Linked DNA regions of Homo sapiens: region 2 is linked to region 1. Evidence: chromatin loops called from intact Hi-C (ENCODE). Cell type or tissue: A673. All regions are shown on one strand.

Region 1 (8,000 bases):
ACTACAGATGGGGCTCACCCAGTGGACATGTCTGCTTCACTCCAAACATCAGCCAGCATTCACTCGTCCGGACCACTGAGACACTCTTAGTGTAATGGGTTCTCTCATAATTAAACTGTTCATTAGTGGACCCATACCAACAGCTCCACTTCTCGTGGGCTGAACTCTCATCGCTGGGGCTGTTTATGCAGGGACAAACTATTTCTTCAGTGTGGAATTTTAAAAACAAGAAATTCTTGAAAGCCCAATGAAATTAAGAAAGCGGGAAAAAGAGAAAGAGAAGAGACAAAACCAGAAACTGGGCAAAAGGAAAGGAAAGACAGTAGGAAGGGAGAGGGAAGAGAGGAAGGAAGGGAGGAGAGAAGGAAGGAAAGGAGGAGGGAAGGAAGGAAGGGTGGAGGGAGGGAGGGAAGGAAGGAAGCAAGGAAGGAGAAGGAGAAGGGGAAGGGGAAGGAGAAGGGAGGGAAGGAAGGAAGGAGGGAAGGAAGGAAGGGGAAGGGAGGGAGGGAAGAAAGGAAGGAAGGAAGGAAGGAGAAGGGGAAGGGAAGTAGAAAGGAAGGGAAGGAAGGGAAGGAAGGGAAGGAGAGAAGGAAGGAAAGGAGGAGGGAAGGAAGGGAGGAGGCAGGAAGGAAGGAAAGGAGGAGAGGAAGGAAGAGAGGAGGGAAGAAAGGAGAGGAGGAAGGGGAGAAACAAAAGGAAAAAAGAATTCCAATACTTTGGTCATAGTGTTCATATGATCTTGGAAGTCTCCATGGGGGAGGTGTGGCCTGAGTTGAGCAGAAATTGACAGCAAGAACCAAGAAGCAGAACGACACTGAGGGACACAGTCCTTCTCATGGCCACTCTAAGGCCCTAGGCTTGAATGGCTTCCTCAAATCCAAATCATGTCTCTCCCAGTGTTTATTGGTTTCTTGAGCTGCTGCCAGAGCACTACCTCTGTCTGCAAGGTCTTTAGAGTGGATGTGGTTCAGTCTGCCTGGGGTGCTGAAAATTAACACAATTCTAACAGTAGTCCATGTTTTAACATAAACCAGAATTATCTGTGAATTCTGACTTCCCTGTCAAAGCAGGATCCTGTGTAAAATACTAAATATATGTGGCTATGTCAGATCCCTTCCAAAGAAAGCCAGAGTAAGTGAAGAATTCTGCAAATGTAGAAACATGGAACCTCTAAGGGTCCTTTCTGTGGGGAAAATCTCCTGGGGGATGAGGAAGAACTGAGTCTTTAAAATTACCTTTATTTATGTACATACAAGGAGTTCTAACTGGACTAATCTTTAATTGTATGAATTTCTACAACTCTTGTCCTTAAAACTGTTCCTTCACATTCTACTAGTCATGATCGAGCATATATATTCTAAAGTATGAGGCCTAGAAATTAACAGAAAAATTGAGAAAACGAATTGTGATGCTCATTTTATCTAGAAGCCATCATCCACATGGACACACAATGACGCAGTCCCATGAACAGGCTTTAGGGTCATTAGAGGGTGTCAAAGTCCAGGCTCTATAATCCACCAGCTGTGTGACAAAGGGAGAGTTCTATAAGATCGCTAAACCTCAGTCCCTCTTCTGTGTGGTAAGAACTACCTTCTAGGGCTGTTCTAGGGATTCAATCATCTAAATGATACTTACTATGATTGCGTGATAGTTAGGTGCAGTGTTTCAACTTGACTGGGCTAAGGGATGCCTAGATAGCTGGTAAAATATTATTTCTAAATATATCTGTGAGGGTGATTGGAAGAAATCAACATTTTAATCAGCAGACAGAGTAAAGAAGATTCCTTTCACCAATATAGGTGGGCATCATCCAATCTAGTGAGGACGTGACTAAACAGGACCTGACTAGTCAGGAGGAAGGGTGAATTTGCTTTCCCTGCTTGAGCTGGGATACCCATCTCCTCCTGCCCTCAGAAATCGGCATTCCTGGTTCTCAGGTTTTTGGGATTCAGCTAAGACTGAATGACACTACCAACTTTCCTGGTTTTCCAGCTTGCAGACAGCAGATTGTGAGGTTTCTTAGCCTCCATAACTGCATGAGCCAATTCTTATAATAGATCTCTTCTAATATGTATCTCTCTATATCCCATTGATTCTGTTTCTCTGAAGAACACTGACTAATACAGATGGTGACCATGGGGTCTTGCCAGGTGCTGGAAGCCCCTGTGATACACTGAGCCATGAGTCAGACAGCCTAGTTTATGCCCAGCCATGTGGCCTTCATTTTGTCTAGTTCCCCATCTGTGAAATAAAAGTCTTTGACTAGCTGATGCTGTGCTAGCTAACTAGAAACACATTGATTCTTTTGAAAAATAGTTTGTTTTTTTCTTTTTAAGACATTGGGGAAAATAGTGGTAGCTATAGAGAGGTCATGTGAGAGAAGTGACACATCTTGGAAGCTCAAATAAAGATGATCTTCATGGCCTTCCTCAAGGCAAAATTAGACATGAGTTAGATACTCCTAAACTTTGCTCCCCGAAATAAGCATTTCCAAAATGTTACCCCATGTCCACCTTCTTCTGCTGGGGCCTTGATAAATTTTTCTCTCCTACATCCCTGCCTCCCCCAGGTTAGCAGCTGCTAAAAATTTTATACACCTCACTTGACCCCTCCATTCCCTCATCCCCATCTCTCAACCCCATCTCAATGAGCCAGGAGCTTCTGCAGAACTGGTTTAGTGAAATTATTGGGTGGGGAAGTTCATTCCGTCAACACCAAATAGTTAACAGAAACTACTCAAGTCTAGCATTAGGTGGGAGGCAAAAAGCTCATAATAAAAGAACGTGATTTGGACCGAATTTCAAGACAGACACAAGCATCATATTTCTCAATGATGAGAAAGGGATGAAGTCAAAATCCCACTGGGTGGGGCAATGTGAGGAGGGAGGAACAGAGCTACTTAGTTCCAAGGCTAAGAGCTCTCAAAAAGCTGATATAAGTGTGTCCTCCTTGAAAGTAAACTCTTTAAACTTGAAGTGTAGATGTTTACCAAGCAAAGATCAGAGCCTGAAGTTAAGGTCTCTCTACAGAAAATTCACAAGGGGGAAATAAGTCAGAGTGACAATTTTTAGAGAGTTCAAAAAAACTGTAATGAAAGTGTCTCTTGATATGTATTCTTGCTGTGTTGTAATCTTCCCAGCCATACTCAAAATGACAAATCAAGGACTTTTAACTTGTAACAGAGTTGCAAGTTAATCAGTCCAAAACTCTGCCTCCTTGTAGGCAAAGTTTCCTCCCTTGTTTCCCCCATGAAAAGTTTAGACCCTGAAACATTAAGCTAAAGATGTATGGTCACACCTATAGTTAGCAGTAAACAGCAGAGGGAAGTGAAGTGTATTAGGGTTGATGTCTCATAAGGGCACTTAAGTCCTGATGAGCTCTTGGAATAATTTTTATAATCATCTGAAAGAATTAGTGTCAGTTTAGATCTTCCAGGGACTAGCCTAGATCAGTGCTTCTCAAACTTGAGCATGCATCAGGATCAACTAAAGAATCTGTGAAAACACAGATGGCTGGGCCTCATCCCCAGAGATTCTGACTCAGTAGTTCTGGGTGGGCCTGAGAATGCATTCCTAACAAGTCCTGTGGTGATGCTGACACTACAGGTCTGGGATTGGCCTAGATAATTTGGCTGGGGGTCTGATTCCCTAGAACATTTCTTGGAGCCTGATTTTTATGACTAGTAGGCAGCCTCTGTCCAATTTACTCCACTCAACTTCCCACACAGGTCGAGAAAAGTGATTTCAATCTTTGACACAGAATGATGTCCATGGCATGATGGGGTAAGCAATTCAAACACATGAGCAAAAGCTAGAAAATGATGCATGTGTGCATCTACTTTCAGAACTCCAAAAACTCTACAGATAGGCTTTGCCTCAACTCTGGGTTGAACTCAAGATATGAGGCCTAGAGTAAGTACTATTTATATCTTGGAAATAATACATGGGTTCTGTAAATGCCTGCCTTTTTTCTTCCTTCCTTCCCTCCTTCCTTCCTTCATTTCTTCTTTCCTTTCCTCTTTCCTTCCTTCCTTTTCTCCTTTCTTTCTTCTTTCCTTCCTTCTTTCCTTCCTTCCTTTCCTTCTTCCTTCCTTCATCCTTCTTTCTCTCATCCTTGTTTCCTTTCTTCTTCCCTTCTAAAAATTACTGAGTCAAAAATAAATTTTAAAAAGTAAGTTAAGCTGACAAAGCACAAGTTGGAACTCATCTCAAAGCTATTTATCCTAAAGGCCACCATTCTGGTTTTCCTGAGCTTTTTCCTAATGGGAAGAAATGACAGTCCATCCTGGAGACCTTCATGGCATCCTTTACAAGTGGGAAATTCCCATGGCTCAGTCTCCATCCTACTTCAAGTAGGACTTTAGGGTCTGGCCAGCACAAAGACAAGGACAGCCATGAAAGTCAGAGGTGGGGGAAGTCATCCATCTCACTGTCAATGGCACACATCACTCTGATGTTTCAAGCCCTATATACACACATCATTTTGCTTGATTTATGGCCCTAATTAGATCCCAGTGGCAGTATTCCATCAGCTAACAATGCATATCCTAATCACCTTTTCGTCATACAAATGATTTCCTTAACTTTGCATGCATAACTTAACAGCTTTTATTTTAAAAACTCATGTTAACAGCTTTCCTGTGGTAACCAGTAGGGGTGCTATGATAAGAATCTAATTTGCTGTAAAAATGACTCATTTGTCAAATAAGCATTAAAATAATTGTTCCCCTTTTGACTGTTACCCTGCTGTTTCCAGTCATTTTCCAAAACTAAATTATTTACTCATTTGAAAGTTCAGCTGTGCGTATTTTAATTGATATTCCCTCATAGGACTCATATTGTTAATGACAATAATTAACCCGAAAAGGCTGCTAAATAATTATGCTGGAAAGATATGAAGTATTTGCACAGAAAGTAAAATCAGTGTTTGAAAAACTATCAAAATGTAAAACTTTCATATTTTATGGCAAAGCATAGTAATAGTTCATAATCAAAGAGAGAAAGGGAAAATGTAGATTGTATGATTTGATGCAGAGTACTTTATGTTTTCAATATAGAAAAGTAGTATAGCTAACAAGATTACTCTGCCATCTCAGTAAGCTCCCAATATTACTATTGTAGCTGGCAATATAAATTGTTCTTCAGCACTTAGCATGGCTTAGAATTGGAGCAAACTAGCTCTTAATAATAATACCTAACACATATTTGCTGCATCTCTGCTAGATAAATCTCCCCTGTGATGGACTTAACAAGCTCCACCCACACCTAACAGAGACACAAACAGTAGACAGACTGTAACCCTTACCCAAGAAATGCAGCTGTCTCTCAATGTGTTGAGAAGTTCTCAACATAAGTGGCAACTCCTTACTCTCTGGGACCCAATAAGAGTAGAATTCAGAAGAACCATTTGTTTCTGTAAGCTTGCCAAATTAAACAAAGAAGGGAGAACAGAGGGTTTAGACTTAATATGCGGTCTTCTCTTGCCAGTCTACCAGGCTTCTAGTCTCTAGAATCCATCAACGCTAGTATGCCAATGGGGATAGTTGGAGACCATTTACCCAAGTAGACAGTTAGGACTGCTACACTCACAGAGGTCTTGACATGGGGTTCAAGACCTGGTTATGCATGTTACATAAATGCTTTTGAACTAAAACAGGAAGCAACTTTATAAAGCACAGAAATGATAGAACTTCACTTAAGGTCTTGATGCATGCCTCTAATATGGCAAGAGCAGGTAATTGAACATCAAGAAATGCCTCTGTCATTGCGTCAACTCCCTTTATTTTTACCTTACTGGTAGCATAATAATGTTGTAATGAAAGTGATAATTGGCATTTTTTAAATTTACATTGTTCTATTTATTTTTCTCACAGGTGCAAAGACTAATGCTAATAGGAAGCAGAAGAGTAACTTATGAATACATGGGCTTGCCCTACTTCCACAAATATCTCCTGCAAGCACTGAATACATGGGATAAATGGATGAGTAAGTATGGTCCTAATTATGCTTGTCATTAAAAAAATGCAACTTGCATAAAGAATAAGATTTGATTTTAATACATATCTAGATTGTTCATTAATTATCTATATTATTTCTTTGTCATCTATTATAGAAACATTAATTTAGTAGCTATTCTATGCTTAATACCAGCAATATAGTGGCCAAGAGGATAGACAGATGCTCTACACTCAAGTTGCTTACGTTCTGGCAGTTAAACCAGTAATTTTTTTCTGGTCAAGATGATACAGAGTGAGAAACTTTGATGCAATCCCTCTCTCCAAATCTTCAGAAATCATCCAAAGACATAACTGAGCTCAGTAGTAGGATAAACATTCTTGGGCCAGAAATGCAAAGTGGTGGGCTTGGCTATAGCAACTGGCCAACAGGGTTCCAGGTCTGGAAGCAAGCATCAGAGCCAGGAACCCAGCTCCATATTAAATGAGAGGTTGAAGCTAGGGACTAGTGTGAGGCTGCCCTGTAGACAAAATGAAACTGAAAGTCGGGGAGGGACACTACCACCACATTGTGCCTAGCATTAGGGATATGGGCCCATGGAGCTAGGCAGAGATATAATCAGCTTCACAAACAAGAAAGGAGCTAAGCCATCCATCCACTGGCTTAGTGCCTGGCTTTGCCACACTCTTAATATTATCTTAAGGAGAAGACTAAAATGCTGTTATTACAAGATCTGATCCTAAATTTAGGGCAGACGGAGGAGGGTAAGGCGGAGGCCACAAACCCACTAGACAAGGAGAGGTGATCACTAAGGGAGAGAAGTGTGTATGTGTGAGTGTGTGTGTGTGTGTGTGTCTCTGTGTCTGTGGTAGGGAGGGGAGGGGAGGGGGAGGAGCCCACTCAAAATGAGTCTCTATAACAAAATTCCAAAATATATTAGATAATCTAGTGCTAAGAAAAGTAGCTAAAAATTAGCAATAGGAGTATGAATTCATGCCAGATAAAATTGATTTTATAGAACAGCATAACAAAGACTTTAAAATAAGCGTATTTAAAGTACTCAATTAAAAACGAAGTAATAGCCTTTATTTAAGAGAAAAAAGGCTAGGCATGGTGGCTCATGACTATAATCCTAGCACTCTGGGAGGCCAAGGCAGGTAGACTGCTTGAGCCCAGGAGTTTGAGACCAGCCTAGGCAACATCTCTACAAAAAATACAAAACTTAGCCGGGCATGGTGGTGTATGCCTGTAGTCCCAGCTGCTTGAGAGGCTGAGGTGGGAGGATCGCCTGAGTCCGGGAGGTTTAGGCTGCAGTAAGCTATAATCATGCCACTGCATTCCAGCCTGGGTGACAGAGCAAGACTCTGTCTCAAAAATGCACACGCACACAAAAATCAGAGACAACAAACTGTGAAACAAGAACAGGCAGAAATAATATAAGATCATGTAAGTCTGCAAAAGAACCAATTAGAAATCTTGGAAATGAAAAATAAAGTCACAGAAATTATAAAAGAAACTTGTAAGGCAAGTTAAAATCTAGACTGGACAAGATCAAGAGTAGAATTCTGGAACTGGAAGATATTATTGAGGAATTCATCCAGAACAAACCCCAGAGAAATCCAGGGAACAATAGGAGAGAATAGCTAAGAAATACAGGTTACAGATTGAGATGCTCTAATGCTGGGATTAGTGAACTATGGCTCACAGGCCAAACTCAGCCCTCTGCCTGTTTTTGTACAGCCTGTGAGCTAAGTGGTTTTTACAGTTTTTAATGGTTGGAAAAAATCAAAAGAATAATATGTTATGACACATGAAAATTATATGAAAATTCAATTTTGGTATTCATAAATAAAACTTTAGTCTCATAATGAATACCATAAATAAAATGACCACATTGGTCTGCTTTAAACAACCACGTTGGTCTGTTTACATATTGTTTATCACTACTTTGTTTTTTTTGGGGTGGGTTTAAGGAGCAGAGAGGGAGAGTTTAATAGGCAAGAAAGAAGGGAGAAGAAAGAAAGAAGAAGCTCCCCTGTACAGAGA
Region 2 (8,000 bases), 210 kb after region 1:
AAACAAATAAAGCAATAATATGCAAAGCGATTCTAAGTTAATTGTCTTAATTCCATTCTACGTATATGCTAAGTAATGTGCCCAACTCAACAAATATTGGATGAATGGAAGGAAGGAAGGAAGGAAGGAAGGAAGGAAGGAAGGAAGGAAGGAAGGAAGGAAGGAAATTTTATTACAGCATAGAGATACCCTACCTGCCGTAGATAAACTGGCTCAGGGGAAAGCTGGTTAATTCAGGATCAGAAATTCCATTTTCATAATTCTAGTAACCCACATAAATTTATTGCTTATTTTCACAATCTATAGAAAGTCCCTAACAAAAATAAAAGGTGAAACAAGCAGAGTACAAGCTTTCAATTAGACCAACACTAGTCTGTGTGCCATAGACAATGCTTTACATTTGCGTCAGAACTTTATGTTTCAAATCACCTTCACAAACACTACTCTGGGTTCTCACAACAACCCTGTGAGACAAATGTGACAGGTAAATCATTACTATTTTCCAATAAGGTAGCAGAAGCCAAAAGAAATTAAATGCCTTGCTCCAGTCACACGGCTAGTTTGAGACAGGATCAGAATTAGATCTAGGAATCTTTTCATCCCAGTGGACTTCTCCAGACTGAGGGAGTTCTTCTGTTCACTGGAGAGTATGTCCTCTGTCCAGGAATAGAAGCAGGGGTTGAGCACAAGCTGAGGAGTCCACAGAACACTAGGCACACACAAAGTCAACCAATTTTCCAGAGTTAGGATACCATGATCTTGCTTATCCCTCCGCACACCATTGTTCTTACTCTTTTCCTTCTGGTTCTCCCTCATCCTTCACCACATCCTCTCCTCCTGTCAAATTCTTCCACAAGGTGTTCCCAGTTACCCTAGTCCAGGCACTTCTTCCTCTTTTAGCTCTTACAGTGGTACTTCTTGTGGCATCTGTTACATAGAACCTTGTCACATCTCTCACAGAGATATCTTTAATTTCAGTTGACATCTTGAGTTGTCATTTTACCTCATTGTGGGTATGCCCACAAGTGAACTGTACCTCCTCCAGGACAAGGAGGACATGTAGAGGACATCCACTGTTTCCAGCATACAACTCATGACTTCCATCTTGATTAGCATCCAAGTCCCCTTGTTCTGATTATTGCACCCCTGGTGAGGATCACTCCTCTCCACTCTCAGTCCCTATGACTTGGGGGTACCCAAAACCTTCTTCATATGCCAGAAATGGACACAGGATCCAACTCATGATCTTCCTGTACCAGAGATGGACACATGATCCAACCAAACAATGAGACTCAATTCTGAGGTCTTTGATGGAAGTGGAAAAGAGAACCTTGCTTTCTCCTGAGACTGCAAACAGGGATGAAGATTTAGGCCCAAGGGTGCTGAAAGCCTCATGTAGAGCCAAGCTCTGAATCCAGCACAGCACCGGAGAAAGCAGAAAAAAGAGATGAGCAATTACAAGGTCTGGATGAGAACACTTGAGTGTCTGGATCCAGCCATATCTAACCCCTGGACTTATGTGGATACATGAACCATATATTTCCTTTTTTTGTTTAAGTCGGTTAGAACTGGGTTTCAGCTGGGGTACCCTCATTTCTTTATAGGAAGGTCTTTGGAGGGCAATCTAATTTGGGGAGAGACTATGGGACTTTCTTAGAACTGAATATGAATAGCAAGCTTGTTGATTACAGATCAATAAACATAGGAAAGTTTGGGGGATTGGGGGGCTTTGTTTTATTGTGTTTTGTTTTTTGTAGAGAGGAGGTCTTGCTATGTTGCCCAGGCTGGTCTTGAACTCCTGAGCTCAAGCAATCCTCCCACCTCAGCCTCCCAAAATGCTGGGATAACAGGTGTGAGCCACCATACCCAGCCAAGAAAATTCTTAAAATGCTTTTATTCACAGTTTACAGAAGATTCAGAAAAATTTCACTGTCCATAGCAAATGGAAAGAATAATAATTACATAAAATTATATTAATATACTAGTCATGAAAAGCATTATTATTACTATCACTGTTCATCAATTCTTAGATGCACATTATTCTCACATTTTCATAATCCCTAAAATCAGAGTGTATCACGTAATCAATACGTTTTTATAATCTGTGGGCTTGAAATGAAGTCGAATTCTTCCAGAAAGGATTCTGCATTTGTTTCTGCCAAACTTACTTAAGCCCACTGGAAATTGATTTCTCTGCTTGAGAATTATTGGACCCCACCAATGGTGTAAATTCAGACTTTAGACCTGTGTGACTACAGGTTGGCAGGTTGAGTGTCCCTTTTCCAAAATGCTTGGGACCAGGAGTGTTTTGCTTTGCAGATTTTTTCAGATTCTGGAATATTTGTACATACATAATGAGATCTCTTGGGAGTGGGACTCAAATCTAAACATAAAATTCATTTCCTATACACCTTAGACACACAGTGTGAAGGTAATTTTCTGCATTATTTTTAATAGTTTTGTACACAAAACAGTTTTGATAACATTTTGACTGGAGCCTATTGTGTGACGTCCGGTGTAGAATTTGCCTCGTGTGGTATCATGTTGGAGCTCAAGAAGTTTTGGATTTTGGAGAATTTAGGATTTTGAATTTTCAGATTAAGGATGCTCCATCTGTATTAGATTATGGCTCAGATTCTCACAGAGACTTGTATTTTCTTCCCTCTGCAGAGGCCCAAGGCTGAGACATGCAAGTTTCCTTGCTGGCCCTGCTGGAGAATTTTCCTTACCCCTTTCACCGAGTGCGTAGCTCTTTGGTGTCCTGCCTATGAAGAGGTCTCCTATTAGACCTCCCATCTTAGATATTTTTTCTTTATGCAAGTGGTACATAAAATAACAGTTTTTTTTAACAATAGAGGGCATCTTAACGTTGATAAAACATTGTATTGTTTTTAATATTAGAATTGGTTTTGGGAAACAATGGAGATTATGAAGTTGAAGAGATAGAATCCTACTGAATTACCTCTTGATGCTGCCAAAAGTTCCCTTTCACTAGGGAGCAAAAAGTCTAGACTAACAGCAAACTGTGTTGTAAAAATCTTTCTAAACATCATTGAATCTAGAATAAGGCCAGAAACATAGTAATTGCTCAATAAAGGTTTCATTTCTGAATTAACTAAAGAATAACTAATTAGAACTTGATGAACCTAAAGGCAACCAAAGGGGCAGAGGAAATGTGCACCAGGGCAGCTCTTGAGCTGAATGTCTTCTAAGCACAAGCCCAAGATGTAGTCCCTGTTGAGAGGGGCTCTCTTTTCAAAAGTGCCCAATTAAATATCTCTCCATATTGTGTGTCACCACCGGGAACACAAGTGCCCACATGTCTAGAGGCACTAGATGATGCAATTAAAATGGTTTTCTGCCATTTCATTTTAACATTACTGGATACTTAGGTAGATTCTCAACTGCCCACCTTGCTAATAGTGGTTCCAGTACCAAATAAGTATTTCTTTTTATTCAGTTAAGCATCCAGAAATGCCACAAAATTACTTGCCAGCATTATAGAAAACGATTCCAGAGAAGGTTGAACAAGATGCAACCTTTCACCCTCTAACTCTATTACCACTGGGGTGAAACCTTCGTTACATCCAGATTTATAACCCTTCTCGTTACATAGTGCCTAGTGGTTCTGCAAGCACGAAGCCTGCATTTGTTGCCACAAAGAAAACATTTGCTCAGTGAATTCTCTTGGTCTTTATCTCCTCTCTCTTGAGAATTGTTAGAAAATAGAGCATTGACTCCCGGTCTCTCTCTTTCTCTCTTTCCCCTTAGAGCCTCTTGCTGTATAACAAGATTGTTAAAGACAAATTGCTAACCATCCCTCTTACACACACACCTCATTAAATTGGTTGCACAATTTTCTTTCTTTCTCCAGGGTTGCCGTAGGAATATAGCCATTTATAATAACTGCCACCGTTGAATGTAACTGCTGGGCTCCGGTGAGAGTGCGTATATACTCTTGTTTTGCAAAAGGCTTTCTTTCAGGTACAAGTAATTTAGTTCTGTTTCCTTAGATGAATGATTGGCACATTAGGAGACCTGAGGTCACCTGGGGTTCATGTCAGTTTTTAATGAATTCCTTGAAATGCTGGGAACTACACAAGAGACTTCTGAATGGGCATATCTTATAGGCGATTTGTCATTATCATCATCATCTTCAGCATTATTGAAAAGCTAATGTTAAAGGACAAGAGTAAGCCTCCCTCACCACCTCAGCTCACTCAATGACAATACCAAGTTTCCAAAAAAATTAATGAAAATCCAGGGAGGAAGCACATATGTCCGGCAGGGCACTTGCTCACATGTCAAGAGGCCTGGAGCGAGACTTTTTCTATGCCTCTCCTGTGTTATGGCCTTTGAGCCTCAGTTTCCCAATGTATGAAATGGAAATAAAAATATCTTCCAATCTATATAACAGGAATTCTAAAACCATTCCAAGGGTTGCTTTGCATGAAAGTGTTTTGGAATGTACAAAGCGGCAAGCACTTGGAAGGTATCATGATTGACATACTAATGGGCTCACACAATTTGGCAAATAGCCTCCTCTATGTGACTTGAAGGGGCTTAGGAATCAGAAACAAAAAGAACAGGAAGAGAAGGAATTCTGGTAGCAACACACTTGCTGGGATTCCTGGGGGCTCCAGAACCCAGTTCTGAACACCGTAGCCCATAGCATTTAGCGCCCTCTGCAGAGTCAGAGCCCAGTAAATTAAATACACCAGGTCATCCACCAAGCAACTTACCCGGAAGCCCATGAAACAGAAAACAGTCGCTGCAGATTGTGAGAGGGAATTATCACCAAACCAAAACAAGGTAAATGCCCGGACCCCGCCTAACGCGCACAGAAGTGAGAAAACACAAAGGGAAGCAAAGCCTGTCAGTGCTCAGCTCAGCACCCGGGCCCTTGCCGTCCCCAGCCCAGCCCTCCAGCCTCCATAGAAGCGTTCAAGCATCCGTCTCGGCGCCAGCCTGTTCCTAAGCCGGTGCTTCCACGCGCCCATGTTCAACAGCAGATGAGGGGCCTTGCCTGATTAATCCGTGTGACTAGAGCTGGCCTTGCTGCCCTGGGGTCTGGGCACACTCCCCCAACAGCAGCATCCCCCAGTCTCATCACAGCTGTCCTCCACTTGATTATATTGCAGCCACACAATGGACCCAACCCAGCCAAGGCCAGGTCCCACACTCTGTGGACATTCCTAGGAAGATCACCTTGGAGCCTGTCAGTCCCCCTGGCAGGGCCTGCCTTGCTCCCAGTCCACTGCCCCGTCCTCACCAACTCACCAGTCACGCAGCCGTGCCCCGCCACCATCACAGTCTGGCGGTAAACCACCCACAGCCACACTTCCGGTCAGCCGGTTCCGCAGGCAGCCGTATTACGGTGGAGAGCGCTGCTCAGCAAGTCGGAAGCCCAGGTTTCAGACCCCACCGTTCGTTAGTGGGTGGCATTCTGAGTGGAAACTGTTTCAAATTTTATTTTCTTCCCTTGAAAAAAATGAAATAACAGCACCTACCAACAGAGATGTCCTCAGCGTCGAGTGAATATATTTGAAAACGCTATGTAAAGTACAAGATGCTATAAAACTTAAGGTTTTGTTTTTTCAGTCGTCCAGAAGTAAAGATGTAGAATTCCTATTATTGGAATCTAGGCTCTCAATAATAATTTGTTAAATAATCGTGTGAATGCATGTAACTTTTATTTCCTTTTTTTCTTAAATAAAAGCTATAGGCTGTGCATGGTGGCTCACGCCTGTAATCCCAGCACTTTGGGAGGCCAAGGTGGGCAGATCATGAGGTCAGGAGATCGAGACCATCCTGGCTAACACGGTGAAACACCGTCTATATTAAAAATACAAAAAGTTAGCCAGGCATGGTGGCACACACCTGTAGTCCCAGCTACTCAGGAGGCTGAGGCAGGAGAATCGCTTGAACCCGGGAGGCGGAGGTTGCAGTGAGCTGAGATTGCACCACTACACTCCAGCCTGGGCTACAGAGCGAGACTCTGTCTCAAAAAAAAAAAAAAAAAAAACTATAAATCAGATGAAAGTATACATTAATCAGAGAGAGCTCTATCTACCTAGGATCCTAATAGTGATGTACATTTGTTTGTTTGTTTGAGACAGGGTCTCATTTTGTCACCCAGGCTGGAGTGCAGTGGCGCAATCTGGGCTCACAGCAGTCTCAACCTCCTGGGCTCAAGCAATCCTCCTGCCTCAACCTGCCAAGTAGCTGGAATTATAGGCACACACCACCACGTCCAGCTAATTTGTGTATGTTTTGTAGAGATGGGGTTTCACCATGTTACCCAGGCTGGTCTCAAACTCCTGAGCTCAAGTGATCCACCCACCTCAGCCTCCCAAAGTGCTAGGATAACAGCCATGAGCCACTGTGCCTGGCCTTAAATTTTTTAATAAATAACTTCTTACATACTTATGGCAACTGTTCCTTCCTCTAAAGCCCCACTATCAAGATCTATTGAAGGCCCCTCACAACACTCTCATGATTTATTTTTAAGGCCATTACCTCCTCGCTGGTCTCCCTGGCTCCTGCTGGGCTTGATGAGGCACGCAGCCAGGGGAGGCAGCCAGGCTTGTGAGCCATGAGTCTCAATAAACCTGAGTAACAGATGGAGGCAGGTTCTGGTCGAGGCTGAAGCCAGCCAAGGAAGTGGCCGAGGAAAGGAATGCCAAGTCATGAGGCTGAGATCAGGCTGGGTGAGGAGATAACCAGGCACATCCGAGCTGAGGGAGAAATCAGAATGGGAGGTGATGGACAGAAGGTGGGGTTGAGCAGTTGTGGGGAACTGAGGCAGAACAGAGGGTACCAGTTTCCCAGGCCATGGTGTAAGGCCAAATTGTATCAGCCTCAGTCTGACGCTTTTGAAGACCTTCGCTCCACCTTTCCCCAAGGCTAAAAATTGTCTGCCTTTTGCAGGTGGTCAGCCAGCAGCCCTCCGACATCATGGGTCTGCCCTACAGTCTGTTCTATGTTCAACTCACCCTCTTAGGGTCTACTTTGCTTACATTCCACTTTTGTGCCAAAGCTTCCAATGTCTTGCCCCAGCCTCTTATACAAATTCCATTCCCCTCACCTGAGTGCTCGGGGTTTACACATCTGGCCCCTGATGACCTATCGGCATTTCATCCTACGGAGTACCATGTCTTCTGCTCCAGGCATCCATCCTCCAAATCATCTGACCCCTTCCCATTCCCATGCTTGTTTACACCATCCCTCCCGTCTGGAAAGCCATTTACCTTCTCTATGCCTCACTAGATTCCATGTGTTCCTCAAGACTGTCAAAGAAAAATCAGAGTTAAAGTGATTAAAAGAATTCATTCAAGACTATTACTATAGGGAAAAGATAGCTCAGTATAGAGCTGGGCTCAATTCTGAACACAGTGTGGGCAACTCAGAATTTATAGCCGAGGAGCAGGGTGGGGGTTGGTGGATGGAAAATGACTAAGAGGAGACATCAAGGGTAAGGGAGACTCTGGCTAAACAAGACTCTTGCTGAAGATAGATGCCAGGGTGATCAGACATTACCTGGGGATGGTAAAGGAACCCAATCAGATATGGAAGGGGATTAGATATGGAGGGTGGGGGGTTTTGGCTAAACCAATTTAGCAGAGTTTTTGTTCAACTTGATTTTACAAGGAAGTGTACAGATGGACTTAGGGAAAGAAGATTTAAGAGCCTCACTAATGTTTGGTCAAGCAAAGAATTTTTGTCAAGACACAATGCAAACCCCTCCTCCTCGGTGAAGCATTCCAGAATTGCTGGACATACAATTGTTGATTCTCTGAATCTCTATAGCTCCAATCCTGTTGTCAGTTTGGGATAAATGTCACTTATAGGAGATTGTCGCATGGTTATCTTTTCTTATTTGTATTATTTATATCAGTGAAAATCTTGTATCTCTCAAGTACCCAGGAATGGTGCCCCATTTATAGCAACCTTCAATAAATATCTATTAATTGGTCTATTGAAATTGTTGGCTTTACCCT

The links. Hi-C counts contacts between places; a loop is a spot of excess contacts. Peaks named below come from ENCODE experiments on the same cell type or tissue, not always from the same donor. Only the 100,000 strongest peaks of a DNase experiment are listed, where the experiment ranks them.
Region 2: a loop joins it to region 1, with 2.1 times the contacts of the local background. A loop is called at or near these places in 1 of 110 quality-filtered maps.

What each region holds. Positions count from the first base shown.
Region 1 is chr2:65,996,645-66,004,644 of GRCh38, reverse strand. All of the region lies in intron 2 of LINC02934 (long intergenic non-protein coding RNA 2934), which reads right to left. Among named protein-coding and RNA genes, the nearest start is that of LINC02934, 210 kb to the right of the region's middle. In A673, a CTCF peak has its summit at 4,663; DNase peaks (open chromatin) are centred at 4,554 and 5,314; H3K27ac peaks cover 876 bases.
Region 2 is chr2:65,787,415-65,795,414 of GRCh38, reverse strand. It overlaps LINC02934 (long intergenic non-protein coding RNA 2934), which reads right to left and starts at 5,340. Exons shown (of 6, transcript NR_187141.1): 1 at 5,281-5,340. RefSeq lists an enhancer at 5,097-5,597. In A673, a CTCF peak has its summit at 4,665 (motif pointing left); DNase peaks (open chromatin) are centred at 204 and 4,574; H3K27ac peaks cover 5,208 bases.